Regions from separate parts of the Homo sapiens genome. Here region 2 is linked to region 1. Evidence: read pairs that join two places in POLR2A ChIA-PET (ENCODE). Cell type or tissue: PC-3. All regions are shown on one strand. Links, peaks and the distances in the headings refer to the core of each region. The heading gives the core; the rest is flanking DNA.

What was found. Peaks named below come from ENCODE experiments on the same cell type or tissue, not always from the same donor. Only the 100,000 strongest peaks of a DNase experiment are listed, where the experiment ranks them.
Region 2: POLR2A ChIA-PET joins it to region 1 with 20 read pairs; 3 of 35 experiments call an interaction of 5 or more read pairs at or near these places.

What each region holds. Positions count from the first base shown.
Region 1 is chr6:8,098,368-8,113,466 of GRCh38, forward strand. EEF1E1 (eukaryotic translation elongation factor 1 epsilon 1) reads right to left here and starts at 4,181. Exons shown (of 4, transcript NM_004280.5): 1 at 4,068-4,181. The coding sequence starts at 4,154. EEF1E1-BLOC1S5 (EEF1E1-BLOC1S5 readthrough (NMD candidate)) reads right to left here and starts at 4,228. Exons shown (of 7, transcript NR_037618.1): 1 at 4,068-4,228. RefSeq lists silencers at 3,580-3,765, 3,974-4,093, 4,234-4,433, 10,766-10,958. In PC-3, for the core only: no CTCF peak of the experiment used is centred there; a DNase peak (open chromatin) is centred at 4,244; H3K4me3 peaks cover 2,946 bases; H3K27ac peaks cover 1,261 bases.
Region 2 is chr6:7,893,569-7,908,667 of GRCh38, forward strand. It overlaps TXNDC5 (thioredoxin domain containing 5), which reads right to left. Exons shown (of 10, transcript NM_030810.5): 2 at 11,006-11,155; 3 at 6,008-6,113; 4 at 1,538-1,634. It overlaps BLOC1S5-TXNDC5 (BLOC1S5-TXNDC5 readthrough (NMD candidate)), which reads right to left. Exons shown (of 13, transcript NR_037616.1): 5 at 11,006-11,155; 6 at 6,008-6,113; 7 at 1,538-1,634. Among named protein-coding and RNA genes, the nearest start is that of TXNDC5, 9.7 kb to the right of the region's middle. In PC-3, for the core only: a CTCF peak has its summit at 5,609; no DNase peak of the experiment used is centred there.

The DNA.
Region 1 (15,099 bases), core at 1-8,000:
TCGGCCTCCCAAAGTGCTAGGATTACAAGCGTGAGCCACCGCGCCCGGCCGAAATACTATCTTGTTCTCTATAGTGATTTATACTTTGCAAGGCATTTTCATACATCTACATCAACACGACTTGGTGAAGTATACAAGGAGATTAATACTCTACAGGATACAGATTCAAAGTAAGGAGGTAACTTCAAAGTAAAGGAGGTAAAATTCTTTTCACTTTCCATTCACTATTCATAGCTCCTTGACTTCTCACTTTTGTCTTAAATTCAAATGAAACCACAAGCTCTAAGATCACCAATAAATTAAATGTATTGAAAGAAAACAGTATGGAACCCTCCGAAGGGTGCCAGTAATGTTCTACTCCTTGACTGGGTGGTTACCTGAGTGTGTGAACTTGGTGGTAACATCAACATGTGTGTACTGAATGTATGGTATATTTTGAGGAAAAAAGAGAAATCAAGGGACTCACAACTGCTGGGCGGAGGGGACACAACCAACTCTAAAGAGAATTATTTGTAAAAATAAATTATCCACAACCCAAGCATGCTCTCAAAAAAATTCCCAGTTACGTTCTCATCTAATCATTACATCTTCTAAGATAAGGTAAGTCATCTCATCCTCATTTTACAGATAATAAAAACCAAGGTTGCTTGGTTTGCAATGGCAGAGCCAGGGTTTGAATAAAGTCCTATTGGCTTAAACGTCCATTTTCTTTCCTTTACATACCCTAAAATACACAATTCTTATGAGACACATACTATTTTCACATTCATTTTAAGGTTCCATAGTCTTCAAAGTAATGACTTTTAATGGCTGCATATGCAATAGCGTGCAATGCATAATGATATTCTGGTCAACGATGTTCTGGATGGCATATCCAATGGTGCTCCCTTAAGATTATAATCAAGTATTTTTACTGTACCTTTTCTATGTTTCAGTATATTGAGATGCATAAATACTTACCATTGTGTTACAACTGCCTACATTATTCAGTACAGTAACATGCGGTACAGGTTTGTAGCCTGAAGGAGCAATAGGCTATATCATATACCTACTATTTGTGAAGTAGGATAAACTATCTAGGTTTAAGAACACTCTAAGGCTGGGCGCAGTGGCTCACGCCTGTAATCCCAGCACTTTGGGAGGCTGAGGTGGGCGGATCACCTGAGGTCGGGAGTATGAGACTAGCCTAACCAACACGGAGAAACCCCGTCTCTACTAAAAATACAAAAATTAGCCGGGCGTGGTGGCACATGCCTGTAATCCCTGCTACACGGGAGGCTGAGGCAGGAGAATCCCTTGAATCCGGGAGGCAGAGGTTGCAGTGAGCCGAGATCGCACCATTGCACTCCAGCCCGGGCAACAAGAGTGAAGCTCCGCCTCAAAAACACACACACACACACACACACACACACACACACACACACAAAAAAAAAACAGAACCCTCTATAATGTTCACACATGATGAAACTGCCTAACAATGCATTTCTTGAAATGTATCCTTGTCTTTAAATAACACGTGACTGTATGTCAATGTGTTGATGTACCATAATTTAAAGAATCAATATCCTAGATAAGGATCTCTGAACTGCTTTCAATTTTTAAACTATGATTGGTAATGTTGCAGAGAATGCCTTATTGCTGGCTCACTGCTGTCAGCTGTCTTCTCAAAAAATGGCTGAATCTTATCACATATGGCCAACCCTTTCCCCATACAAGTAAACAGAAACTTTCACTAGCTGCTAACTGCTAAAATGCTTTAATTAAAATTAAATTAAAAACCACACTCTGAACTCGGAAGTCTTCACAGTTGGGCCTCAAACTGTAATTTGGGGTTTACCTTGCATTGCATCATTCCTCATATTGGTTTACTTACTGCCCTAAACTTCCCAATCCTTCATAATTTATTGGTTTTACACATCTTTCAAAGCATAATCCCTTAAATGCCAGCTCTTCCATGAGTTTATACATCCACTTTTATAGTCAGAATTAACTTCCTTTTTCACACTCCTCAACAGTGTTTTGCTCCATATGGAGTCCTAATTAGGGAAAAGAAGTCAGGTTGAGGGGACCAAGGGAAAGCAAAAAGAGAAGGGCGATAAGCTACAAGTCTGCCTTTCTTCATGGTCCAGGACACAGCCCTTCTGCACAAATAACTCAACAATCTTTCCATGTCCAGCTATCACCGGACCTTCGGCTGATAGAAAACTCAAGTTAGCTCACTGCAACCTTGGTGTTATCAGTACTGCACAAACCCCTCTTCAGCACACAACTGAAGTACTATTCCGTAAAATCCCCAGCCAGCCTTTGTTTCCTTGCAGTTAGCTCCTCTCTTACTAACTTGCCTGTTGCACTCTTGCAACATATTTTCATACTTTCTCTAATAAATCTGCTTTTCTTTACGTACAGCTGTCCTGGTAAATTCTTACCCTGGCGCCACCAGCCCCAGAGAGTTGCTGCTCACCCACGACAGTCCATGAAGTGCTTACTATGTTGTGCTTTAAATTATTTGCTGATGATTGTTTCTCATACTAGATAATACTCATATCTTGGCAATGGTCCCTAAAAAATATAAACTAGGCCAGGCACAGTGGTTCACGCCTGTAATCCCAGCACTTTAGGAGGCCAGGGCATGTGGATCACCTGAGGTCACCAGTTCAAGACCAGCCTGGCCAACATGGTGCAACCCGGTCTCTACTAAAAATACAAAAATTAGCTGAGCGTGGTGGCGAACACCTGTAACCCCAGCTACTTGGGAGGCTGAAGCAGAAGAATCGCTTGAACCCGGGAGGCAGAGGTTGCAGTGATCCGAGATCATGCCATGGCACTACAGCCTGGGCGACACAGTGAGACTTTGTCTCAAAAAAAAAAAAAAAAAAATATATATATATATATATATATATATATATATATATATATGGCACTCTTCCAATTTAAACGGTTGCAATGTTTGTCCACTCGGCCATATATATTATATTTATACTACATATATATTATATAATATATACACTAAGCTAGGGAGTAGGGGCCGAAGGGACGGAATTATCACTGGGGCAGAGGAAACACCAAAAGAAGGCCACTTTGGCTCCAACGCCTACTCTGCCACCAATCACAGGGCTGATCTTAGGCTGAACACTTAACCTTTCTAGGCTTCAGGTTAACTTAAATAAAAACTATACTACTACTTTCTAGACAAGATCTTCACATGGACCAAATGAAGAAGAGAAAAAATTAAAGACAAAAACCAAACATCATTTGGAAAAAATCTCAAAGGAGCAAAAAAAACATATATCCAAAGTAGTCTTCCTACAACCAATTTCCTTCTCTAATACATTCCTTCTACGACAAACAACTATAAAACACAAACGTTCTAACAGTGCCTAACCAGGCAATCTCATACCTTGTGATGTTTCCCGCATTCACTGTGGGTCGTAACACTTAAACTGATAATCCAAGGCTTTAGAAACGCCTTCCCCGAATCCCCTAGATTGGGCCAAGACTCCTTAGGTGTTCTCTCTGCCATTTATGGTGCAACGTGGCACTCTTCCAATTTAAATGGTTGCAATGTTTGTCCACCTGGCCAAAAAGCAAGCTGCCTGAGAGGAGGAAGCATGTTCCCCTAAATCATCATTGTATTCCCCAGACCCAGCACGGTGCTACCTGGCACCCTGTTAGCTATAACGGAGTCGCTGCGCAATAACTGAATGAAAGGTGCGATTACGGGAAAAAAAAAAAAGCCAGTTACTGAATACATTCCAGGTTGGTCTAAGAGCCCTGTGAGGACCCTCCTCCAACTGGTTTTGTTTCCTCATAATGGGATGATGACAATTTCCCAGGAGGTGAAGTTCAGGCCAAGCCCAACCTGAGCTGGTTAACCCCTCCCTCCAGGAGGTAGGATGGCAGGGGCCGAGGCCCAGAGGCGCCAGCCGGCTAGCGGCGCAGACACGTGGGGAGCTGGGTAGCAGCATCCTCACTCCGCCCGTATCTGGTGGCCGGCCCGGGTCCTGCCAGGGCTCGGCAGGCCCCGCTCCCGTCCACCTCTTCCCCTCCGCGCCGCCTCTCCTTCTCACCTGTCGCTCGCCCTGAGCACTGTATTTATTCCCCTTACTCAGTCCCAGGGACTTCTCCAGTAGCGACAACTCTGCGGCCGCCGCCATCTTCCGGCCGTAGCTCCTGGCAGACGCGAGACCTGCAGAACAAGAACCTCCCGCATTGGTGGAAACAGAAGTCCCACTCCTGCAAACTTCAGCGGCGATTGGCTGAACGGAAGGGGCGTGGAGAGCGCGCGCCAAAGCACAGGAGGCGGGGCCGGTGGAAGGGGCGGGGCTGAGGGCGGGGTGTGAGACAGGTGGAGAAGTGATGGTAAATTTCCACTCGAACTGTTGGGGAGCTAGTTACTGGTAGAAAGGCCCCAAGGCCGGGCTTCGGTGGCTGCAGTAGACTGGATCTGGATCTCTAAATGGCAATCTATTGACATGGCTGCCAGCGGTAACTCGTTAACTCATTTGCTAGTCTAAGAGAATTTATATATGATGGGAACTGAAATTTGCCTTAGTTTGGTTCAGGAATCTGTAAATTTGAACAATCAAATTGAATAGCAAAAAGTTCACAGTCCATTAGGAGTTTCTAACGTGTAGCATAATTCATGAGGATTTTAATTGTGTTGTAGTGGTGAATTCGAAAAACTGGTTTTTCTACTGTTGATCTACAGCTCAACACTAGCAGTAGAATTATACATTTAAAGATTATTCACAGAACACGGAGTATGTCAGATAGGGGTCAAATAATTACAGCTCAAGGAAATAAGCCATTAATGGCATTAATGATCTTTTTTTGCAGTACCAGAAGGCTGGTTACATAATTTATGAAGTTTTGGTATATAAATAAACAAGGTGCATAACTTTGCCCCACTAACTTGCTACATTCTTGTATCTTCAAAAAAGAAAGAAAGGAAGAAAGAAAGAAAATTAGTAGTATATGTTGAATATTTCCAAAAGATTTGTGAAAATACAAAATATTTTCCACTTTGAAGAATGAATAAACAAAGTGTGTATTAGTCTGAGAGAAATAGAACAATCCTACAAGGTAACTCATCATTGAATCAGAAATATCAAAGTTTAGTGGGGAATGTTGTTACTGTGTTACACCTTCCCTATCCCAGAATACTTAATGAGTTTACTCTGTCAGCAGAAGTAAACATAAGGAAAAGAAACTTTTGCCAAATCAACATAACAAAATACAAAAGAAATTTCAGTATAAGTGGATTGTTAGGCACTAAATTATCTGTTTTACTTTCCATATTCAGATAATGGAATGACTATTCTACTACTTTTTAAAAGACCAACCCTCTAAGATAATTCACATATCCATTTTCAGGGTTTAGGTACACTTTTTGCTTGTAATAAAACATTTTTTAAAAAAATTAACATTTATCCAATGCCAATGGGTGGTATATTGAAAATAAGGTTTGGCCTTTGCATAATTATAGAAATATCAAATTAAAAAAGAAATCCCTAAAAAACTGAAAGCAGAACAAAGCATATTGTACATCAAATTGATGACATCATCACCCAGTGTGGACCTCTTTTAAGTGACTTTATAGCACAGTCATTTAATTGTATACTCTTAGTAAGATATGCTTTAAGGACAAAATTCATGAAAACCTGTTTTTGGTTCTTTTTGTTTGTTGGTTTGGTTAGCATCTTGGCAGTGTCAGCATTGGTATGGTGCTGTATATGTACTGTGGAATAAAGCAAAGATGCAATCATGTGGTGTTGCTGGAAAGTTGGGTGTTTGGTGTTGCCCAAAAGAGGAGTTGTAAGGTAGATGAGGTTAAATCAAAACTTTCTGGTCCTGAATTTGAATTGTAATATCAATATGAACTTATGACGCTTTTATCTTAAGGAAAATGAAAAGTATTTCCTACCTAGCTCTGTTTACTTAAAAGGCCTAGAAACAAGGACAACTCAGTAGCAATGAGCACCCCAGCACCCAGATTCTGGTTTCAAATACTATTTCCCACAAAAAGAAATGGGGGCTCTTTGGAGACCGGCTGAATCCAAACCTTGCGGGGAGATCAGTCTGGACCATCTAGTTATAGTAGAAAGAAAAGAAAGTATCTAAGAGTAATGAGGGGAGTCAAAGGGTAGGATCAGATCACTTGAGGGTCAATAATAGTCATTACAAGCTGAGAGTCGATAAGAATAATTGCAATGAATTGAAACATGTTGAATATGTTTAAGTCTATGAGTTCATAATGATACTAAAAAAAAAACAAGAACAAAATCAAAATAACCCTCATTCGTTACCTTTGGAGGATACTAGAGATCCAATTCATTATTTTGAAAAAGGATAAAGAAAACACATGAAGAAACCAATATATTTTTTCATGATTATCCTATGTAAACTGTATCTCAGGGAAACTAAACTCTAATGAGGAAAAATGTCTTTATAGAATTCTAACTAATAAAAACAGAACAATAGAATATTATTGTTTTGCAGCTACGGATATAATAATGAATCTAGGTGACAATTATCAATAGCTATTCACATCATAAAAACAGAGACAAACAGACATAAATTGCTTCTGAGAGAGGTGTACATCATCACCCAGTCTTGCCAATCGAATCTGAATTTGACCAAGCCTTTTGATCTAACAGCCAATTTACAAGAAATAATAGCAGGAAAGAGGATCATGTTAAATGATGTCATGGAGATGCAATGAGCAAATTCTAGATCATGAAAACTATAGGACAAATGATCCAGTTGTTTCAACAAGTAAATTGCAAAGCAAAAAGAAGAGGCAGAGAGAAGTGAACCTGTAAGTTGAAAGCATTATAAGGGAACTGTCAACCAATTGCAATATATAAATCTTTTTTTCAAGTCTGGTTCCAACTAATAAACTGTTAATTTTTTTAAGTGGATTGTCACATCATGATTGTGGCAAATGTCTACTACATTCCATTTTATATACTATGGGTATTAAATTCCATGCCCAAATTCACATAACTAATAGATCTGTGCATGAATCATCTGGGGATTTAAAAAAAAATCCATGCCATACTGGAGATTCTGATTCACTTTATCCGGGGTGGGACTGGGTGCTATTATTATTATTTTTTTAATCCTCAGCTGAGTCTAATATGTGGCCAGGGTTGAAACCCCCTATGGCAGATGCAGAATTTCAACTCTGCTTCCTGGCTTTTAAATCCACACTGTTCTGATTTTCTAATGTCTCCTTTCTCTGTTGTTACGGTGAGCAGGTGCAAGCTTTACTTCACTTAACATTAGACATAAGAAAGAGGAGAAAGCTTATATTTTATTAGAAATAATCAATAAATGTATTTTTAGATGATCTACATATTTGATCTGAAATATCTATATCAACACAGCCTTACTCATAATAAAAGTAACTTGATGAATTGATTTTGTCAAATAGAACACTTCTCTAATCTGCTATTATCATAGTCAAGTTTTAAATCCACAGTACCTTAGGATATAAATTAAATGTCAAATGAAATTAATTTGGCAAGTGGAACATAAACTGGATGGCTTTTCTTTTTGGAGCATGCCTGACAGCTTTCTGTATGTCATATGGGCATCTGTTAAAATGAGCTGCATATGCCAGAAACTGTTACTGTATCAGATTGCTCTTAGCAGTGCCATCATCTGCAAATTTTCAGTTTTAGAAGAGTTTAACTTTCTATTTCAGAATATGATAGGGTTTTAAACTTAGGTGTGAATGATATTAAATATGTGGTAAATGAAGTGATGCAGGTGCTATGCATGCATTTTGTTCTCTCTATAGATACCTCTCATATCTATGTATGTCTTGCACTTACCACGCTTGTTTATTGAGCCATTACTATGCACCAGGCACTGTACAATGCACTGGGGACACATTGATGAACAACTCCCATCAAACTTAGAGTATCTTGAGAGGAAAGACACTAGAACAATTTTGCGATAAGGCAAAGATCAGGAAGTGGAAGGCATGATAAGAATGCAGAGAAGGCACCTGGCCAGGCGCGGTGGCTCACACCTGTAATCCCAGCACTTTGGGAGGCTGAGTTGGGTAGATCACGAGGTCAGGAGTTCAAGACCAGCCTGGTCAAGATGGTGAAACCCCATCTCTACTAAAAATACAAAAATTAGCCAGCTGTGGTGGTGGTGGGCACCTGTAATCCCAGCTCCTCAGGAGGGTGAGGCAGAGAATTGCTTGAACCTGGGAGGTGGAGGTTGCAGTGAGCCAAGATTGTGCCACTGTACTCCAGCCCGAGCAACAGAGTGAGACTCCATCTCAAAAAAAAAGATTGCTTCCAAGAGGTCATGGTGTTCAAGTTGAGACTTGAAGGATGAACAAGAGTTGGTCAGGTGAGTGGTGGGGTGGAAAACTGAGGGAGAGTTCTGAGCAATGGGAATTGCATATGCAAAGGCTGCAAAGTGGAAGAGAGCATGATTCTTTGGAGTAACTGTTCAGGCTAGACCGGTAAGCAGATGCTGGATTGGAAGGGTCCTTGAACGATGCCTCTAAAAATTTTTAGAGGCCTCTGGGCATCCTTTATTTTTGATGGTTAATTTTATGTGTCACCTTGACTGGGCTTCAGGATGCCTGGATATCTGGTAATACATCATTTCTGGGTGTGTCTGTCAGGGTGTTTCCAGAAATGATGAGCATTTAAGTTGGTGGACTGAATGAAGATGATCACCCTCACCAGCGTGGGTGGGCATCATCCCGTCTGTGAGGACCTGGATAAAACAAAAGTATGAGGGAAGGTGATATTTACTCCTGACCTGACTGCTGAGCTGGAACACTGATCTTCTCTTGCCCATGGTGCTCCTGGTTCTCAAGTCTTCAAACTCAGATGGGAATCTTTACCATTGCTGTCCAGCTCCCAGGCTTTTGAATGGTACCACCATGTATTAGTCCATTTTCACGCTGCTGATAAAGACATACCTGAGACTGGGCAATTTACAAGAGGAAGAGGTTTATGGGACTTACGATTCTGCGTGGCTGGAGAGCCTTCACAATCATGGTGGAAGGTGTAAGGCACATCTCATGTGGCGGCAGACAAGAGAAGAGAACTTGTGCAGGGAAGCTCCCATTTTTAAAACCATCACATCTCATGAGACTTATTCACTGTCATGAGACCAGCATGGGAAAGACACACCCCTATGATTCAATAACCTCCAACCAGGTTCCTCCCACAACACGTGGGAATTGTGAGAGTTACAATTCAAGATGAGATTTGGGTGGGGACACAGCCAAACCATATCACAGCATCTTTCCTGGGTCTCTAACTTCCAGACAGCAGATCACTGGACTTCTCAGCCTCCATAATTGTGTGAGCCAATTCTTATCTACAATCATTTATATACACCTATCTCTATGCGGAGGACAGAGTCTTGCTATGTCACCCAGGCTGGAGTGCAATGGTGTGATCTCATCTCACTGCAAACTCTGCCTCCCAGGTTCAAGCGATTCTCCTACCTCAGACTCCTGAGTAGCTGGGATTATAGGCACGCACCACCACGCCCAGCTAATTTTTTGTATTTTTTAGTAGAGACAGGGTTTCACCATGTTGGCCAGGCTGGTCTTGAACTCCTGACCTCGTGATCCACCCACCTTGGCCTTCCAAAGTGCTGGGATTACAGGTGTGAGCCACCATGCCTGGCCTCAGGTGATCTTTCTTAGCTGCCAATCTATTTGGTCACTCCTTCCAGAAAACATGCCTGTGGCTCTTCATGGCACTTAGAATTTAGTCCAGCCTCCTTTATCTGGGAGCTAAGGTCCTTTATAACCTGACCTCTGTTGACTTTTTCATGCTCACTTCTAGACACTTCCTGCCTGGCATTTTTTGCCCCAGCCTTGGCCATCTCCTCACAGCTCCTGGGAGCCCAAAATATTCTCTTGCCTCTGGGCCTTTCTGTCTCTGGTTCACTCCAGCAGGAATGCCCCGCTTCCTCTCTTAGGGCTGAATTTGAGCACTCATAACAGCCTTGGGAATGCTCCTGCCACAAGACAGACCCCACTGTGCTGAGGCTACCTTCTTGGTATCTGCCTGCCCTGGCCGGCATGCTGACTGAGCACACAGACTGCATCCTGTTTATTACTGAGTCATCGCACCAGGCACCAGCCTTGGAACAGAGTGATCACTGGATACATTCATTTGCCGAATGAATAAAGAATCATGCAAACATATGGAATGATGTGGAAAGCTAGGTCAATGGGTCAAAACAAGTAACATGAGAACTGTGAGGATATTACACAGTCTCATCTTTAAGCAAACATTAAACACCAAAAATTAAAAATCCCTTATCTGACGGTTGACCAGTGCAAATGAAAATGACTCAAAACTACAAGTCAGGAATGGACAACCAATGTACTGAAAGAAAAATCATTTTCTTTCGCTAGTCTCCCAAACATTCATTGATCCCCCAAACCACCTTCTCTGGGCTCAGGAAGTGGCCATTTATTACATTATCACCATCATCATCGCCATCGTCCTCATTCTCCTCCCTCTCGGCATCCGGCTGTCAAACACTTACTGATCACTGCTCTGTGCTGGACTCTGTTCTAAGCTCTTGTATTAACTCATGAATTATCACACCAGCCTTTGAAGCAGATACCATTGTTATCCCCATTTTATAGATGAGGAAATTGAGGCTCCAAGAAGTGTAAGAAAATGAATCTTCAGAGCATTACAGATAGAGAAATACCTTAGAAAAGAACAAAGTATCCCCCAGATTTTGAGTCCTGCCCCGACATCCTCTCTATAGCCTCCTAATTCTCCGACTCAGCGGCGACTCAATTTAGAACTCCAGGCTCATCTTGGGGGACTCCAGTTCATCAAGGCTTGGGTGGATCTTGGCTTGAGAGCCATGCTGGGGACCCTGCTGCACAGTGTCACTGAGATTGTTGCAGAGGAGGTGTGAGAGAGGAGCTGTCAGCACAGCTCCAACCACAGCCCTGGGGACAATGACAGCAGAGTCACAGGATTTTTAGCAGCAGAACGTCTTCTCCACACTCCCTGGAGGAAGGCTCAAGGGCGGAGCATGTCCTCGGTGCCACCCTTCAGGTGAAGAGTCAGCCTGGGGCCAGCATGCTGGTGACAGGCTAATTCTTTCTGTTCAAGAGCAGCACAGGCCATTGAAGGGACATGTGCCCCGAGAACTACTTCCTTTCAGACTCTGCTCAGGGTCACCTTCTCTCTGCAGACTTTCCTAATCCCTTCCTATCCTCACCCCCAACCCAGGCAGCGCTGGTCACTCTGTGTTTTGGGTTCTGCTGAACCCTGTATTTGCTCCCTACAAAGAAATTTGCCATACTTCATTGCACCTATTTATTCACATTTTGGACTCTTCCAAATAGACTCTAAATCACTTGAGATGCAACTGACACAGAGTAGGCATTCAATAATATTTCTAGAATGAGTGAATGAAGGTTAATGAATAGTAATCATTGGGGCAAAATATTAGAGGGACAGAGGAGTGTTGAAAGAGAATGGGGCTGGGTGCGGTGGCTCATGCCTGTAATCCTAGCACTTTGGGAGGCTGAGGCAGGTGGATCATTTGAGGTCAGGAGTTCGAGGCCAGCCTGGCCAACATAGTGAAACCTTGTCTCCACTAAAAATACAAAAGTTAGCTGGACATTGTGGCTCACGCCTGTAATCCCAGCTACTTGGGGGACTGAGGCACGAGAATCACTTGAACCCTGGAGGCAGAGGTTGTAGTGAGCTGAGATTATGCCACTGCACTCCAGCCTGGACAACAGAGTGATACCCTGTCTCAACAACAACAGCAACAACAACAAAAAAAAAAAAAAAAAGAAAGAAAGAAGATGGGTTTTAGAATGGTGCAAAGGTAGCTGGGCATGGTTTCATGCACCTGTGGTCCCAGCTACTTGGGAGGCTGAGGCAGGAGCCCAGGAGATTAAGGCTGCAGTGAGCTATGGTTGTGGTTGTGAATAGCCACTGCACTCTAGCCTGGCCAACAGAGCAAGACTTTGTCCTAAAAAACAAAAACAACAACAAAAAACCCAAGAAACAAAACAAACAAAGAATAGAAAGGAAGAAAAAAAAAAGAAAGAGAAACAAAGCTATATATAGGCTCAAGGACTAGCCATCCACATGCTGATGTTGAAGGGCCCCACGTGTTCCCATCTGTGACGGGGACTATTGGTTTCCTACCCAAAGCTATTTTCGTCTCCTTTTTACCATATAATAGAGCACAGCTTCAGTAATACTGCCAGGAAGTATAGGGGCAAAGCTTGTAAAACGAAGGTTGATAACTTTGGTCCCAAGTTGGTAACTTATTCTCTCATGGCCTTTCTCTGCTAATAATTTTTAAAATGGCTTTTAAAGAGTTATCTTAGAATCTTTTGTAAACTTCAGTTCACTTTAGACTTTTTCTTTCTCTATAACATTCATGTATGTATTAGTTATAGTTGTCTTGATAACAAGTAGTTCCACTGTCTCAGAGGCTTAGCACATAGAACACTCATGCCATGGTTCAATGTGGGTCTCTGATTGCCAGTCACTTGGGAACTCAGACTTCCAGTCTAGTGATTTCATCATCCTCTAAGGCTTCAAAGTCCCTTTCTGGGCCCTAGGCTCTTGTCATTTGAACTATAGATGAGGCAAGAGGGAGACCGTTGAGGACTACACTAGGTATTATGGGCTAGGTCTGAAAATGTTGCACATCATTTCTGTCCAGATCTCATTGGCTGAAACTCAGTCAGGAAGACACACCTGGCTAAAGGGAGGCTGAGTGAAGTGATCTGATCCGTCAGTCTGCTTGTTATTCTGCACCTGTGCCCCAGTTTTATTCCCATTCTCCTTGGCCCTGCTCTTTGACACAGAAGACTGAGTCTGTGGATGACATTACCCAGAGTCTCCTACCTTCTGGCTTCCAGATAGGTTCAGTGTGAGAGGCACAGTTAAGAGATTGGAGAGCATGAGTTTGGAGTATTTATTGCCTTTCTCCCTTCCTGCATTTGGCTGTGCAGTAGAGTCTGACTCCGTTTGTGATGTTTGACTGTTCACAGCATTTAGGCCTCCATCCACCCTTGCCCTGCCCACCATCATACATCTGGGACTTCATGTAAGGAACTCCCCACCCCAAGCTCCTGACCTCTTGATGTTTGAACCCCACAGCTTCATGACAGCTTGCACCTGCCCTTCCCCAGAAGTGCTCTGTGTGTTAGTAATAGACTTTCTTTCTTACCCTCTTGGTGCATGAAGGAGGGTCATTAGTCTCCATATCTGATCTATTGATTGGGAGGAAGTCTGTACCCTATTGGTGGAATGACCAGAAAACAGGCTGTGTTATCTGAGAGCAGTTGGTAACCTAGAAGTGGTAATGGCTTTCTATTCTCGCTAGTCCCTGGGCACCTCAACTTCCCGGATTGATTTTCTTAATCCTTTCCATGCTTCTATATCTAGTCCTTTCTTTAGAGCCTCTTGAAACATCAGAGTTAGATTCTGTTTCCTGCAGGAAACCTGATGGATATGGGAAGAAGAGGGAAGTGGTCTGGTGAGCATTTAGTCAGTTGCTGCAACATTATGATCAGTGCCAATTTTTAAGTTTAATCCTTGGCTTTCAGCGAATGTGGATATATATGGTCAACATTATTTGTCTTATATAAATGCACTAGCATATATAATACATATACTGATGAAAGTAGATGGACTTTTATGAGGAACTTTAGTAGATGAGGGTCTTTTTCACATTGAAAAATTTTGCTTTCAGGCTTTTTTTGAGATTAAAATGGCATTTGAACATTGGGATGAAGACTACTCATCTGAAACTGGGCTTTGGCTAACTGGGCACAAACATGCTTTATATAAATTTTCACTGTAGGGTCCAAAGTAGTTCTTTTTTTATTTTTTTATTTTTTGGGGACAGGGTCTTACTCTGTGGCCCAGGCTGGAGTGCAGTGTCACAGTCTCGGCTCAGTGCAGCCTCTGCCTCCCAAGTTCAAGCAATTCTTCCACCTCAGCCTCCCGAGTAGCTGGGATTACAGGGCCATGCCACCACACCCAGCTAATTTTTGCATTTTTAGTAGAGACGGGGTTTCACCATGTTGTCCAGGCTGATCTCGAACTCCTGACCTCAGGTGATCCAGCCCCCCCCAAACCCCCTTCAGGCTCCCAAAGTGTGGGATTACAGGCATGAGCCACCACTCTCAGCCGGCCCAAAGTAATTTTCAGTGAAGGGGTACTGCTGTAAAAATGAGTCTGCAAACTAGATGCCCTTCCTCCTCCAATTCATCCTGCTGAGATGCACATAGATGTGTGTGTCTTAGAATCAGCTGATGCTGGGAATAGGTCCCTTGTTATTAAGGAGGAAGATGCCAAGGGAGTCAGGAGGAGAGAGGTGTGTTCCTACAGTGCTGCGTGGAATTCTGCAGATGACCTAGCTGCTCCTGTCTTACTGTCAGTTTCTGCAGTCAAATCAGGCAGTTGTAACTTGCGTTTCTCTACTTTCTTTGATTTCATATCAAGCATCCTGCAAATTGGTGGGCATTTTTCAAATTCCCTTAAAGTTTGTGAACAAGCATCTCCAAGGAGCACTTGCCATCTCTGTGCCTGATTTGTGTATGCTCACTGGCTTGCAGCTTTTCCCAGGTTCTCTGGTGTTAAATTAATAACAAATGATGTAGAGCTGACAGGCAGGTGAAACTGGGGAGAACCATGATATTAAAAAAAAATCTCAGTCTATTATGTAGCACAATGTGCAACACTTCGTCAGATTTTGCCTGCAGGTATCTTAATTTTGCTTAAATATTTTGCTCATATCTTTTTAACCCAGAAGATGGGAACGTAGCCCTTAACATCTCTCAAGCAGACTGTGTAGCATATGTTAGTGTGATACAGAATACCAAACTCTGCCAGCTATTTGGCATTCTTTGAAAAGGCACTAGATAAAATAAAAATAAAGAAGATAAAAATACTTTCATGGTGGAGGAATTGTCTGATTCCCACTCGAAGTTATAAGGCGCATATTTTGGATCAATATAAACATTATTTTCTCACAGACAGAGCTATCCAACTGTGACTGCCTCAAAGTTAGAGTACTCTTTGTCATTGCAAGTATTTAAGA
Region 2 (15,099 bases), core at 906-8,905, 200 kb before region 1:
TCCGTAACAGGTGATTTGGGAAACACACCCTGCTCAGAGCCCAAGACAATCCCAGCTGAAAATGCATTCCCGTAGCGGAAAGCATGCTAGAGTTCTGCCGTCAGGGCGCTGGTATGGATGAAATAACTTTTAGCAAAAGTGGGAAAAGGCTGAAGGCCTCACGATAAGTTACTGTGGACAGTAAGTGTGGTGGGGGAGGGGCTCTGACTCCCAGCAGGCACAAGTCACAAGGCCAGAGGCAATCCAAGCCATTTCTCACGTTTCCAACCCAGTCTTCTAAGGGGATTTCTCTCCATGGTAGCATTTGGTAATGGGAGCCGGCCAGGAAGCCAAAATTGCTTTCAAGTCATTCGGTGTTGGGCCAAGTTTTCTGAAACACATCTATGTGTGAATAAAGGGAGACTTATGTATTCACACTGGAAATTTTATGGGGATCATTCTGATATTAGGAGACCATTTGCAAAAAATGGGATGTGGTATAGAAAGATCTTTTAAGTGTAAAGAGTAACTAATTTGATTCATGTTATAACGGTGTCATTAAATTCTGGGTTTTGTTTGGTTGTTTTCTGAGACAGGATCTCACTCTGTCACCCAGGCTGGAGTACAGTGGCATGATCACAGCTCACTGCAGCCTTGACCTTCCAGGCTCAAGTGATCTTCCCACCTCAGCTTCAGGAGTGCGCTTACCATACCCAGCCTTTTTTTTTTTTTTAATCTTCTGTAGAGACAAGGTCTTGCTTAGGCTGATCTCGAACTCCTGGGCTCAAGTAGTCATCCCACCTTGTTCTCCCCAAGTGCTGGGATGATAGGCATGAGCCACTGTGCCCAATCTAAATTCTGTTTAGACAGAGAGAAGCTTTTGTTTCTGCCTGAGGTCATTAAGCATATGATTATCATTAATACACAGGCATACTTCCGAGATACTGTGGGTTTGGTTCCAGACCACTGCAATAAAGATAATATCACAATAAAACAAGTCACACAAATTTTTTGGTTCCCTAGTGAATATCAAAGTTATGTTTACACTATAGTCTATGAAATGTGCTACAGCATTACTTCTTTAAAAACAATGTACCTTAATTAAAAAATATTTTATTGCTAAAAAGATGCTGACAGAGGGATACAAAGTAAGCACAAGCTGCTGGAAAAACCGCTAGACCTGCCAGATGCTGGGCTGCCAAAATCCTCAATCCGTAAAAAAATGCAGTATCTCCAAAGTGCAATAAAGTAAAGAGCAATCAAGCGAGGTGAGTCTGTCAATAAACACTCTTAGCCAAGGATGCACTGTCCAGCTAGTGTGCGGGTCACGTGTGCTTAGCATTAGACTCGGCGTTTCTATAAGGGCACAGACAAAAGGAGAACTCATGTTTTAGAGGAGGTGCACTGAACAACGGTCCCAACAGCTCCTCTAGAGTGACCCTTTGTCAGTGCCACTGATGCTGCTATCTAAGAGCCCTTGAGTAGCAGGAAGGAAAAGCCCAGCACGCCAAGGAATAATAGTGATTCTCTGAAGCTGGCATCAGGACGTCCCCCTTACCTTGTGCAACGTGCAGCTCAAAGTTGCTTGCTGAGAGCTCATACAGCCCTTGCTTGAGCTCGGGGGCACTGGGCGGTTCCACTTCCGGCTCTGGTGTCTAACAGGAGGAAATAAAACAGTCATGGGTGTGTCAGTGGAGACACAGGGAAACCATCCAGGAGGTGACTGTGTCTGTGGGGAACCGCCTGCAGATGCCTCCCTCACCCAACAACCTGGAACCCTTGTACGATGCTGCTGTGCTGAGTGAGGCCAGGTCAGGAACTGATCTCGTCAAGCCCTCTGGAAGCTTCAGCAAAAAGCCCCCTCGTCAGCCTCACCCTCAGTGAAAGCTCTAGGTCTGAGTCTCCAGGGCAGCCAAGTGATAGCTGTCCCTACCCCAAAACCCAACCAAACAAAGCAGACAATGCAAAGGACAGTCTTACCCTATACCCTGTCCTCTTCTTTGAAACGTACTTGGATACTTCACAAAGAATACAAAATACAACGCCCAATGGACGTATTCTGAAGGGGTCAGCACTTGCAGACACCAGAGTGCCCAGCGCAGTGGCTCGTGCCTGTAACCCTAGCATTTTGGGAGGCTGAGGCAAGAGGACTGCTTGAGCCCAGCAGTTCAAGACCAGCCTAGGTGACAGCCTAGCATTTTGGGAGGCTGAGGCAAGAGGACTGCTTGAGCCCAGCAGTTCAAGACCAGCCTAGGCAACAGAGTGAGACCCCATCGCTACAAAAAAAAAATTTTATTTACCTGAGCATGGTGACGTGCGCCTGTGGTCCCAGCTACTTGGGAGGCTGAGGTGGGAGGATCACTTGATCCCAGGGGGTGGAGGCTGCAGTGAGCTGAGAACATGCCACTGCACTCCTGCCTGGGCAACAGAGTGAGACTCTTCCTCAAAAAACACACAAACAGACACGAGGGTAGCAAAATGGACAAAGCTGAGAATGAGAAACTCAGGGACCAGGAAGGCCTGGTTATCCTTACTTTACACAAATGACAGGGAAAACTGTGAGGAAGACACAACTGTGGAAGACTGATCAGAGAGAAAAGGAGGTGATGAGAAGGAAAATGCAGGTGAATGAAAGGCAACAGAGAGAAAACCATGGCATGAACATAAGCTGCACCTTCAAGAAAGAATGTAATTCATATGACTAAGTCTCATACAGAAAGAGGGGGAAAGGGGCTTTTCAAAAGATGCTTCTGCCAGGACCCAAGCAGACAGCAATGTGTGCAGCTGTCTAGTCACAATCCTACATTTCTCAACTTTTCAGACCAGGTACAGCTGTGGCTTCCAACCAAAGTAACCAGAAATGAGGGAAAGATAATGGAATCAGTGTTCTGCTGCAGACACATTAAGTGTATATTACTCAGCTTTTATCTGGGGGTTCATATTCCTATTAAAAAGAATATCCAAGCTAAGTTGTTAAAGGCTTTAAAGGTGCTGACAGTTCAAAGCTGTGCAGGGCTGGAATCATAAAGAACCACAAAGTTTCCCTTCTGCTGCCAGCGCGTCAAGACTTTCAAAGTGCTAAATACCCACACAAAACAATGCCCAAGGGAAGAATGGCTAAGTGAACAGTCAATGGGTGCACATAAGGTGAAATAAAATACCGTGTGCCACTCTCCATGAGATGTTCAAGGGCCTTTCAGTATGAAGTGTTCATTTATGGCACATGCGGGGCCTCTAGTTGCTTCCTGGGTTCCTGGCAGACTCCAGAGCAGTCCCCCGGCATGGGAACACCACAGTGCATCCCAGAAACAGGTCACGTCTTGCCCTACAGTGGCAGCATAAGCTGATATGGTGCTTAAGAAACCTGGCTATATTCATCAAGAGCCATAAAAATGATCTTTTTTTTTATTCTTGGCCTTATAATTTTATGTCTGGGAATACTATATTCTAAAAATATCACTCAAAAGAAGGGGGGGTGGAAAGTCCTTTACAAAGATAAACTTGTTCCCTACATCATTACTGATGATGGAAAAGGTATAAATAACCTAAATATCCACTGACAGAATTAGAGTTGAATTATGGCAAATCCACATGATAAAATAATATAAGACATGATCAACATAAAGACCACATAAATATATAAAATCATTAATGAGATGAAACATGTTTGTATAACTGTTCAAGAAAAAATACAGAAGCAAACATGGAAATACAAAAATTGCAGTAGAATGTACAAAGTGACAAATTGTCTTTTGAGTTTCTTGAATATTGCCACAACACTTAAAAAAATCTAAATTTATCCCACGTGAATATTAAAAAATGTATGTACTAAGTTACTTAGGTATACAGATAAAGAACTTTTTTTAAAGTTTTCACTTAAAAAGCTAAGAGAATTCTGGTTTGCAGTATAAAGTGTATATACTTAAACTTTTCCACAATAAGGCGCATTGTCATTGTTTCTGGCAATTATCTGGGGCCTGCTATTGCTGGAGACACTAAAATATGGCAAGTTGGTGACTGTGGTTCTGGGGTGGCATGGGGGGATTACACGCGGCCATCCTGCTCCCACACTGAGGAGACAGAAAGTCCCTTGCAGAGCCTGGACGCAGCCTCTCAGCCCTTTCCAACCTGCAGGTGAGGCCGCCACCTCCACTAAGGGAAATGGGCCATGAGATGAGGTCTTTCTGCCGTCCTGATACTGGCTGCTGGTTTCTTGAATAAAGCCATCATAGAAGACTGGCTTTTTTGGTGAAATTTATTTGAGGCTATTAACTCCTCCTTAAAATTGGTTTGCTACCATCCAATATATGTGTCCCCACAAAGAGAATATTTTCACAAAGGAAACAATGTCCAATTGAAAACTATGAAAGTCACACCTGCTCATTCAGCTTTCTTGCCAGGACAAAGATGCAAATTTCCTGAGAGGTCTGTGGTTCTTTTAGCTAAAGTTAGGTAAGTCTCTGGTTCAACGACATAACATCACACACCAACAGTCTCCACCATACAGTTCAGAGAGTTTTTTTTTTTTTTCCACGATAGTTTTTGCTCTGTTGCATAGGCTGGAGTGCAGTGGCATGATCTCGCCTCACTGCAACCTCTGCCTCCTGGGTTCAAGTGATTCTCCTGCCTCAGCCTCCCAAGTAGCTGGGATTACAGGCACCTACCACCTGGCTAATTTTTGTATTTTTAGCAGAGACGACGTTTCACCATGTTGGCCAGGCTGGTCTTGAACTCTTGACCTTGGGTGATCCACCCGCCTCAGCCTCCCAAAGTGCTAGGATTACAGGCATGAGCCACCACACCCAGCCGAGTTGAGAGAGTCTTTGCAGGTGAGGGATGGAAGCACTGAATCAGCAGCCAAGTTTCTGATTAGGTCATCAGAGAAGATGGGGCAGAGCGGAAGAGCCGCACAGACACACTGGAAACTGGCAACAGTAAGCGGCAAAGCTCCAAAAGGACCACCACAGACCACCTTCAAATCAGTGGGCGCTTAGCTGATACAAGAAGGTAGTCTTAGGTATTTGTTGAAATTGAAATTACAAAGACTTCAGATGCTCTTCCTAGCTCATCAGGATCCTACAGTGTAGGAACACGAGTGTTTTTCCAGTCCCTCTCCAACACAGCAGCATGACCCACCAGGTCTACCCGGCATCCAGGGACCTGAGCACTCGGCATTAATCAGAAGGCACCACCCACAAAGGAACACTTAACCAGTGGTTTATGATCATGATGATTTATAAAAAAGTGAAGACTTCCAACATCAACTGGGGAGGGGGAGGATTATAAATCCTTTTTAGTACATAATATTCTAAGAGTCTACAATCTCCTGATATTAGCCTTAGTAAGGGAAGTGCATTAAGACACAGAGTATTAATGGTACAAAATGATGTTATAAGCAAAGCCCATTAGAGACTCGGGGACTGAGCACCGAGAAGAAAAGGAAGGATCCACCCTACGGGTACAGCTGTCGGGCTAGGCCCGAGCCAGAGGGCTGCAGGTGGTGGAGGGCAAAGGTCGGGGGGATGGGAGGAGGCTCCAGTGCTGGCTTGGATAGGAGATTCTAGGCTGGGCCCAGCCCTGACCCCAGGTGGTCCAGAGTCAGTCTCTGATGCTGGGGTACAGTTGTGAACTGTATTACCTGTGACAGTGGCAGGGTGGCAGTGTTAACAAAGAGTAAGTGCTTATCTGTGAGGCCACACAAGTGACTTCCCTGAAGACTGACTACAGCCAAACAAGGCGCAGGGTGGTGGGGAAGACAAACACCAAAATGGTGGTAACTGCTGAAACTCAGGGTTTAGCCTTCTCTTGACTTTTGTGCACATTTAGGTATTTCCACACCAAAAAGTTTCTGTAAAAGTTCATCTTTACCTGTAATACCAATAAGCTCCAAAAAAAGTAGAGTTGCTTTAAAATGGCAGCCTTAATCATTAACCTCAACTGGCCTCTGCCCCGTTACATATTACCCCAAAGATGTAGGCAGGGAGAGAGGGAGGGAGGGAGGGAGGGAGGGAAGGAGGTAGACACTCACCACTGGCTCCTCGTTCAGTGTCTGCAGCATCCAGTTTTCCAGTGTCTGGAAGTCCCGAGGACCCTGGTACTTCACAGCTTCTTGGCCTGGCTTGAAAAGCTTTAAGCTGAAAGAATAACAAAGGATTAGACAGAGCAAAAAGAAAGTTGTCTTATCAGAGAGCAAACTCATTTAGTGAAACAATCAGAAAATGAGCTGTCAAGGGGCTGCAGCCAGGCATGTATCTGCTCCTCTCTGATAAAAAGGAAACAAACATAACGTTCCAGGAGATAATACATTCAGTTAATCCTAAACTTTCAGAAGTTTCTGGTTTTATTCAAGGAAAACTAAAATGAGGTGAAAACTTCCAGCCCGCTGCTGTGACTGAGGCCTCAAAAGCTACAGTACTCAGTGCTCCTCTGCAGCAGCCTCGGGCCTTCCCTGCAAGCTACTGTTATGCTTTCCCGGCTTCAGCAGTTGTTGTCTGTGTTCAAATTAGGACTGGAGCAGACACGGTGTTGTTTTGCAATTAAGGTATTCTTCCAGGCCACCTGGCAGGTATTCAACTCTTACAAGGCCTGAATATCCAGTTACTGTGAGAATTCAAGTTTCCAGCTATAAGAACATCCTTGACATTGACTGATGCTGTCCATTCACCTTCCCATAGAGAAGGAATCTTTTCTTTTTCCTACAAATGTTGGCCTCTGAAGGAATCTGCAGAGAGGATACGGGAGTAGGTCCTTTAACCATAAGCAAAAGACATCACCAGAGGATGAAATTAACACTCAGTTCCTGTATCCCTCCAGCAGTCACGGGAAAACGTGCTCTAATACTCTAGATAAAAATTCATAGAAGGTGTCAAGGATAGGCAAAAATGTGACTACCAATAGAAGAAAAAAGAAATACAGAGTACCATTTGTTAGCAAGCCTGCTCATCTAAACACCCCTGCCACTTCTACAGCGCGTATGTGGATTTTGTGAGTAAATGCCCAATGTACGGTATCAGAATTGTAAGACGGCAACATATGTAAAATCTGACATGAAGGTTTGAATAGTGTCTTAGTTCAACGGCTGTAACAGAAGACCACAGATTGGGTGTCTTAGAAACAACAGAATCTATTTCGCCTAGCTCTAGAGACTGGGAAGTCTGAGATCAAGGTGCCAGCAGAGTCAGTGTCTGGTGAGGGCTTTCTGGTTCACAGATGGTGTCTTCTTGCTGTGCCCTCACATGGCAAAAGGGGAAACAGAACTCTCTGGGGCCTCTTTCATAAGGTATGCAACCCTATTCATGAGAGCTCCACCCTAATAACCTGCTCCCTCTCAAAGGCCCCACCTCCTATTGCCAGCATTGGGGATTAGGATTTCCCCTATGAATGCTGGGGTACACACACATTCAGTCCAAAAAAAAATGGCTAATTCTCCTTAAAATGAAGTCACATGGCTAGATTAGGCTTTGAAATTAGTATCAGCATACTGGCCTTACCCAGAACCTAAGATGGTATGATGGGGCATAGGTAGGGTCCCTAATGTGTCTCCAGTGCAGAATATACACCCAGCTTCCTCAGCAGCTCAGACTCTCATAACCACAAAAAACAGCCAAAACTTAACTAGATTTGGCCAGTACACCGGCTACGTCACGAAGTTCAACATGATAAGCAACTGCAACATCTGCGGTATCAAAGATGATTGCCCTCACCTAGCCTGGCACCTCCCCAGGCTCCCACAAGGTGTGTTCCGCACCTGGAAACAGAAACTGCTTCCTGCACGGCTCTGCCTCCCGCTAACGCTCTTCAGGAAGGGAAATGGGTGGATCCTCAAGACATCAGAAAGGACCAGGGACGGTCACACTTGTGTCTTTGCTAAAAGTAAAATACAGTAAGACCTAGCCTATGATTTTTTTGTAATTTGCTATTCATTTGCAAAACAAATAATTTAAAAAAAACCATCTTCTTGTTGTTGGACTGATAATCGTTCTAACCTGCCCAGGAAGTCTGAGATTCTTCCTCGGTAAGTTCACAGAGCCCAGGGACAGAGCGGACACTTCTGGTCCAGACCTTGCAGTGAGTTTGGGACATCTGACTTCAATTCTCACTGTCGACAGGGGTGAGGGAGGTGATGGAGACTGGGCCACAGGGTACAAGCCCAAACAAAGTATTGCCCCAGATTTCCGCTATTACCAAGCCTCCACATGGGCATTTGAGTCTCCTTTTTCAAGGAGACTGCAGGGAGAAAATCCCCATGTAGGTACTGCCTTGGCAAACAGCATGATGAAAGTTCTACTACCGTAGACAGTGTTATCAGTTGAACTGTGTCCTGCAAGACAGATCTGTGTAAGTCATAACCATCAATCTCAGAAGGTGACCTTATTTAGAATAAGGTCTTTACAGAGATATTCAAGTTAAAATGAGGTCACTAGGATGGGCCCCAATCTAGCATGACTGGTGTCCTTGTAAGAAGGGTTTGGACACAGAGAGACACACACACACAGAGAGAGAAGGGCATGTGAGGACAGAGGACGGCAGTGATGCATCTACAAGCCAAGGAACGCCAAAGATGACCAGGAAACCAACAGGAGCCAGGACGAGGCAAGGGAGGATTCCCCTACAGGTTTCAGAGGGAGCATGACCCTGCTGGCTCCTTGATTTAGGACCTCTGGCCTCCAGGACTGCAGAGAATACATTTCTATTGTTTCTGGCCACCCGGTTTGTGGAACTTTGTTACAGCAGCCTAGGAAACTAACACAGGTAGTTCCCCCCGTCAGTCCTGCCCTGCTGTAATGATTCATGACTGGCCCAACAGGAAGACCTCAAAACATTTTCCTGAGCACAGCCAGCCATCTCTAGGGAGCGTGGGAGCCCAAACTCCCTGCCCCTCCAATCCTTTACTCCAGTTACACTTGCCAGGAAAGAATAACGTGAAAGCTCATGTCCTGACACATGCCTGGACTCAGGCAGGTACAGTCGTCACCTGCCTCGGGCCTCACAACCACTCTATGGGATGGGCACTTGTCTTAGAGGAGTCAAAGCTCGCTCAAGTCAATCTACAGATGCCCCAGTGCGACCACATTGCACACAGCACATTCCACCTCCTGCATTCTCGGGGGGAAAATAATCTGTTCTTGGAGCTTCTGCAGGGCAGTGATGGTCACAGAGGTTCCTTCCCAAACTGTGTTCAGTGTGGTGTACGTTCATTTTTGTTCTTTTTAATAACACAAAACCAGCCATGGTTTACTTGGGGAGACCAGCTCTTCTCATTAAAAATCTAAACACATGATCCAACATGGGCCTTTTTAAATTTGTGACTTTTTACATTTGTGACTTTTTAAATTTGTGATGGTTTTTGGTGAATACCAACTATGGAGTAGCTGATATTGCAGCTGACAGCTGTTATGGCCAGGCTGAGGTGGAAGCCTTCACTTCCTTCTCTGAAGCCCCATAACACATACCACTCTCAGCTCCATTACAGGTCCTGTGTCACCTTCCCTGTGGCATGGTGTGTGATGCACATAGTCTCAGGCCACAGATGGTCAGCAGGTTAAGAGGAAAGACACCACAGCCAGCTCACCCCTGCTGCCCCTGAACTTTGAAAGCAACAGTTTCTCAACAGGTAAGCATTCACCTCCTCGCCCTCATCTCTGCTCACTACCTGCTTCTTTGGGATGCTCTTGATCCATACTTTCAATGCAATACTATAAAGCATAGAATAGTTAATGCTTTTACGTAGATACAGATAGTAAGCAATTTTATCTCCATTGATCTGATTTAAAGTAAACCCAAATTATGGCACTTACATTAGCAAGCAGTCACCAAAGACCAAGAATTCCAGGGTCCTTTGTGGAAACGCCCACATTTCCAAATGGTAGGGAAAACCCTAACATGTATTGGGTGTGCTCAGATTGGTGTCTGCACACATTCCATGTAAGTCCTGTAACAATGTTTGGGGGATCACCTTACTTACAGGTTAAGTGATGAGGTCAGAGCTGGGTGGTAAGTAAATGGTAGAGCTGGGATTTGACTACGACTTCTAGGTTCAAGCCTGGAGATCCCTCCACTTTTCTGCCTCCCAGGTTTGAATATAAGCTCCAATTTTTTGCTTTATTGATGGACCCCTATATTATTCAATTAAGCAATAAATTGTATAGAATTGACTTCATTCCTCAATTGAAACAAACAGCAAGGAAGTGACCGTGGCAATCCCTCCACCTCCTTCAGAAACAGCTTCTTCTCTTTTTTGAAGAACTGCTTTTCCCTCCAACACTTGGCACATGGTGTGAATGGGCATGTGTCTTGCTATAAGCTCCTGTTTCCCTGGCCACAGTGACTATTCCTGGAACGAACATTCCAGCCAAGCAGGGCCAGTCAGTGGTGGGCCCTTCTGTGCAAACAGAGATACAGGCCTGGAAAGCCGTCATCTCAAGGGAGGTGCAGGAGAAACAGACCCCAGGCCCCTGGAGCTGGCTCTCAGAGGTTCCTCCACAGCCTTTTAAATAGTCCTTTCTTTCTGTTTAATAAGAGAACAATTCTATTTCTAGAATTGAGAACATTTCAATTTCTATTTCTTATAACCAAAAAAATTCTTAACTGTCAAGGAAGTAAGTATCATCGTCTGTCAGACTCTATACTTTCTTTCCAACAGGAACAGCCCTGTGGGAGTCACACGGGAAGGAACTATAGGAAGGGTGTTTGCGAATAAGTCACCAGCAAAAGCAAGCCAAAACTGATGACAGTCCATGCACACTGTGTAAAATGTACCGGTGAACATCTAGCATGGCGGGACCGTCATTTTTCTCTTGCAAACACATTCTCTTATAAACAGGAAAACCCAACACTGATGAATTAAAGGTTATCCAAGTATAAAAGCCATCTAAAACAGACACAGCATTAAATGCAGTTTCTCCCTAATGACAGGGACTGCCTGCTTAAATTTAGTATCTCTTCACACCTTTACCAAAAGTTTAACTAGGACTTTCTTTGTAGCCAGGAGCCACCTAGGAAGTGTGCCCCCTTCCTTCCAACTTACGTGGGGTATCCTCGCACCCCCTGGGCGGAGCACACGTCGGAGTGGGCCGTGCAGTCCACTTTAGCCACATAGACTTTGGCATCTTCCATGCTGTTGTATTTGTCTCCCAGGTCATTCCAAGTCGGCTGCAGCCGCTGGCAGTGTCCACACCTGGAACAAGGCAAGAGTACAAGCACATTGAGTATCAGGTCACAGGGCAGCTGGCCCACAACTTCAGCTCTGTCCAGGGGACAATGGGGCTCTCAGTCCTTTCTTTACACCATTGCAGATGGCAGCTCCTGGACCAGTACTCCAGGACCTCTCTCCCCTGCTCCCATCCCTCCAGAGTCACTGCCCTGTTCTCAGCATGAAATCTTGGCCTTGTTCCAGTATTAAACTTAGCAAAGTGTTGTTCTGGATCCTAGTTGTTCTGGCCCTGCTGACCTCCCGCTTGACTTCTATCCCAGAGTCCACCCTCCTTCCCTTGTGGCCTACTCCTGAGCCCTACTGCAGCATCTGCAGTGTTCCCAAAGGACTATAGCTTGGCTTGGCCCTGGGACACATTCTCTCTGACACTTCGTCCCTAAACTCCACCTAGCTAAATCTATCTGCCCTTCAGGTTTAGTTTGGGTGTCACTTCCTCTAGCAAGTTGGCCCTGACTCCCCGGGCTGTTCAGCACCCATTCTCTTCTCCTGCCCTTCTGGAAAGCCTCTCTACTCCTCCCTTGGACAGTAGCTTAGCACTTCCTGCTGTATCTGCTACTTTTATTCGTCAAGTCTCCTCCACTATATAACCAAATGGCTACAAACATAAGGCAATCTCAAAATTTAATCACCTGCAATTTTCTCCAATGAGAAGGGGAAAAAAAAAGTTTGTGGCCACCTATACTTCTAGGGTTGAAGTAAGCAAATGTCTATTCTTAGTATTCATTGTATGAATTCAGTTATGTATAAATATTTTAAAATCACCCATCATTTAAAATAGTATCTTAACTAGGCTTCTTGCCATGCTTCACATTTCATGAGGATATCAGCATCTTTCCCAACACTAGACCTTAAGTCATACAGCTGACCACAGCTCTTGCTGTGTTCTCTGGACAGTATGTCTACAGTGCCATACTCGAATTTTGAATGAGACAACCCTAGAAACTTTATCCCAGGTTTCAACTACAATCCCATAGCATTATGACACATGGGTTTGTTTGCTATTTAATATGGCAGGAACACACTGATGCCTACAATGTAACCACTTTGCTGTATCGCTTTTTAAAATGCTTTTTTTTTAAACACACTTGCTTATATGAACACTCAACGCTTAGAATTGTGACTTCTTCCTCAAAATAATTTAATAATCTGTTAAATCTCCTTTTATTTTCTGACAGATTACCTCAAAAATAAGCATTTAAGTCGGTAGCAGTGGCTCATGCCTGTAATCCCAGCACTTTGGGAGGCCAAGGCAGGAGAGCTGCTTGAGCCCAGGGGTTCAAGACTGGCCTGGGCAACACAGTGAGACCCCCATCTACAAAAAATTTTAAAAAATTAGCCTGGTGTGGTGGCACACACCTGCAGTCCTAGCTACCTGGGAGGCTGAGGCAGAGGGATCACTTGAGGCCAGAAGTTTGAGGCTGCAGCGAGCTATGATCACACCACTGCACTCCAGCCTGGGTGACAGAGATTTTGTCTCTTAAGAAAAAAAGGATTTAAGCCGGGTGTGGTGGCTCACACCTATAATCCCAGCACTTTGGGAAGCCGAAGCAAGCGGATCACAAGGTCAGGAGTTCGAGACCAGCCTGACCAACAAGGTGAAGCCCCATCTCTACTAAAAATACAAAAATTAGCTGGGCATGGTGGCACACGCCTGTAATCTCAGCTACTCAGGAGGCTGAGGCAGGAGAATCGCTTGAACCCGGGAGGCGGAGGTTGCAGTGAGCCGAGACCATGCTATTGCACTCCAGCCTGGGCGATAGAGCAAGACTCCATCTCAAAAAAAAAAAAAAAAAAAAAAGAAAAACAGACTTAAAGGTAGCACTGAAAAAGTCTGCTTCAAGTTAATGTGTCTTCCCTAAACAGCACTTTCTTGGCCAGCTAAGAGAATCCCTGCTTTATGAGATACTCAGATACAAAAAAAAAAGCACAATGAAACTATACATGCAGATTTAACTTCTGTAGATTCAACAAAGTGAGTTTATGTGGCGGGGGAGAAGGAAACAAGAAAAAAAAAAAGGCAATTCCCACAGAACCCTGAAGTGTGTGCAAGCTGGGAGATGTGAGGTTTTTGTTCCTCAGCAGGCCTTGGTTCCTACATGCTTCTCATGGCATGAGCATCTCTCCGACTACATTAAGTGTGACCCTGCTGTCTAAAGGCACAGGTTTGAGAACTAGTCCATTTGGTGTTTAACCAAAGAAGCCATGATAGTTCTAATGCTGGAGGAAACGCTGGCAGTGGGGACTGACTGACTGACTGGGGCGGTGTCCAACAAGGCACCTTCCTAAGGGACTGTCAAGGGCAGTTCTGACCTTCAGGGGACTTTGATCAGATATGCTCATTCTGGAACTTTAGAACTCCTCTGCAATCTTGACAAGGTTTTGTTTTGCTACTGCTTTTTTTTTCCCTTTTTTTTTTTTGAGAAAACACAAGATTAGATTAAGAATGAGAATAAACAATAAATAAGTTTGTGGTGCGCTAAATCAAAACTGACCATTCTGGGCCATCACCAAGTTGGGCGTGCCCTTGCTCCTGGCTGTGATGGGGCCACAGGTGCTATCTAGTCGGCCCTGCGGCTACAGCACCCAACTCTGAGACAGGCAGCTGCACTCAGAAGGTAGCCTGTGGCCAAGAAGTAGAGCAAAGCTACCTGGTCCAAATCTTGACCTCACTGTCACCAGGTTCAGGGTGACTCACAAACTGGCCATACAGAAGTTGTGACCTGATGTTGGCAAAAAATCTACAGCAGCAGGATAACCCTGCAGAAGCCAAGTGCAGGGCAAAAATACACAGATTGATGTTTTTGTTACAGGGGCCCCAGCCCCTTAATCACACGTGGGCTTTCACCACTCCACGGCAGCTGAAACTGGAAAAAGGTATGTGTGTGTTGAGGGGGAGTCCACTGAGTCTTCTATCTGAGCTCCAAACGCTCAGCTCACCACTCCAGGACCTCCTTCCCTCTCCTGCATAGACCCCTCCAGAGTCACCACCTTGCTCTCAGCCTTACAACTTACCAAAGTGTTGTGCCAGGTATTGTTGGTCCTACTTGATCTTGCCCCTGCTGACCTCCCATTTGACTCGCCGCCCACTCAGCCTCCTTTCCTGGCAGCCTATTCGTGAGCCCTACTGCAGTATCTGCAGTTTTCTGAAAGGGCCCTCTTAAAAGTCCAACTTAAACACCATCATAGAAACCCACATATCTCTGTTTAAGTATTTGTAGTAGACTATCAAGAAGTCAACAAATATGCCAGGTGCGGTGGCTTACGCCTGTAATCCCAGCACTTTGGGAGGAAGAGGCGGGCAGAACACGAGGTCAAGAGATCGAGACAATCCTGGCCAACATGGTGAAACCCCATCTCTACTAAAAATACAAAAATTAGCTGGGCGTGGTGGCACGCACCTGTAGTCCCAGCTTCTCAGGAGGCTGAGGCAGGAGAATCGCTTAAACCCAGGAGGTGGAGGTTGCAGTAAATCAAGATTGCGCTACTGCACTCCAGCCTGGCAACAGAGCAAGACTCCATCTCAAAAAAAAAAAAAAAAAAAAAAAGTAACAACATAAAGCTAATTATTCTGGAAGCATCCAGCTAAATGTCTACAAGCCACATATAATGGAAAAGGAATTTACTTAATACCAAGTGCCCAGATGTGCCAGTTTTCTCTCACTCAGCCCAGGACTAGCTGGTATTTATTGCAAAGATTCTAAACTTAAAATTCCTTTGGCACTGTGGGGACTTATTACATCTGCATGTCAGTTTTTCTTTAAAAAAAAAAAAAAAGTAAAGAATGGGATGCGATGGCTCATGCCTGTAATCTCAGTACTTTGGGAGGCCAGGGCAGAAGTACTGATTGAGGCCAGGAGTTTGAGACCAGCCCCGGCAACATAGCGAGACCCTGTTTCTACCAACTACAA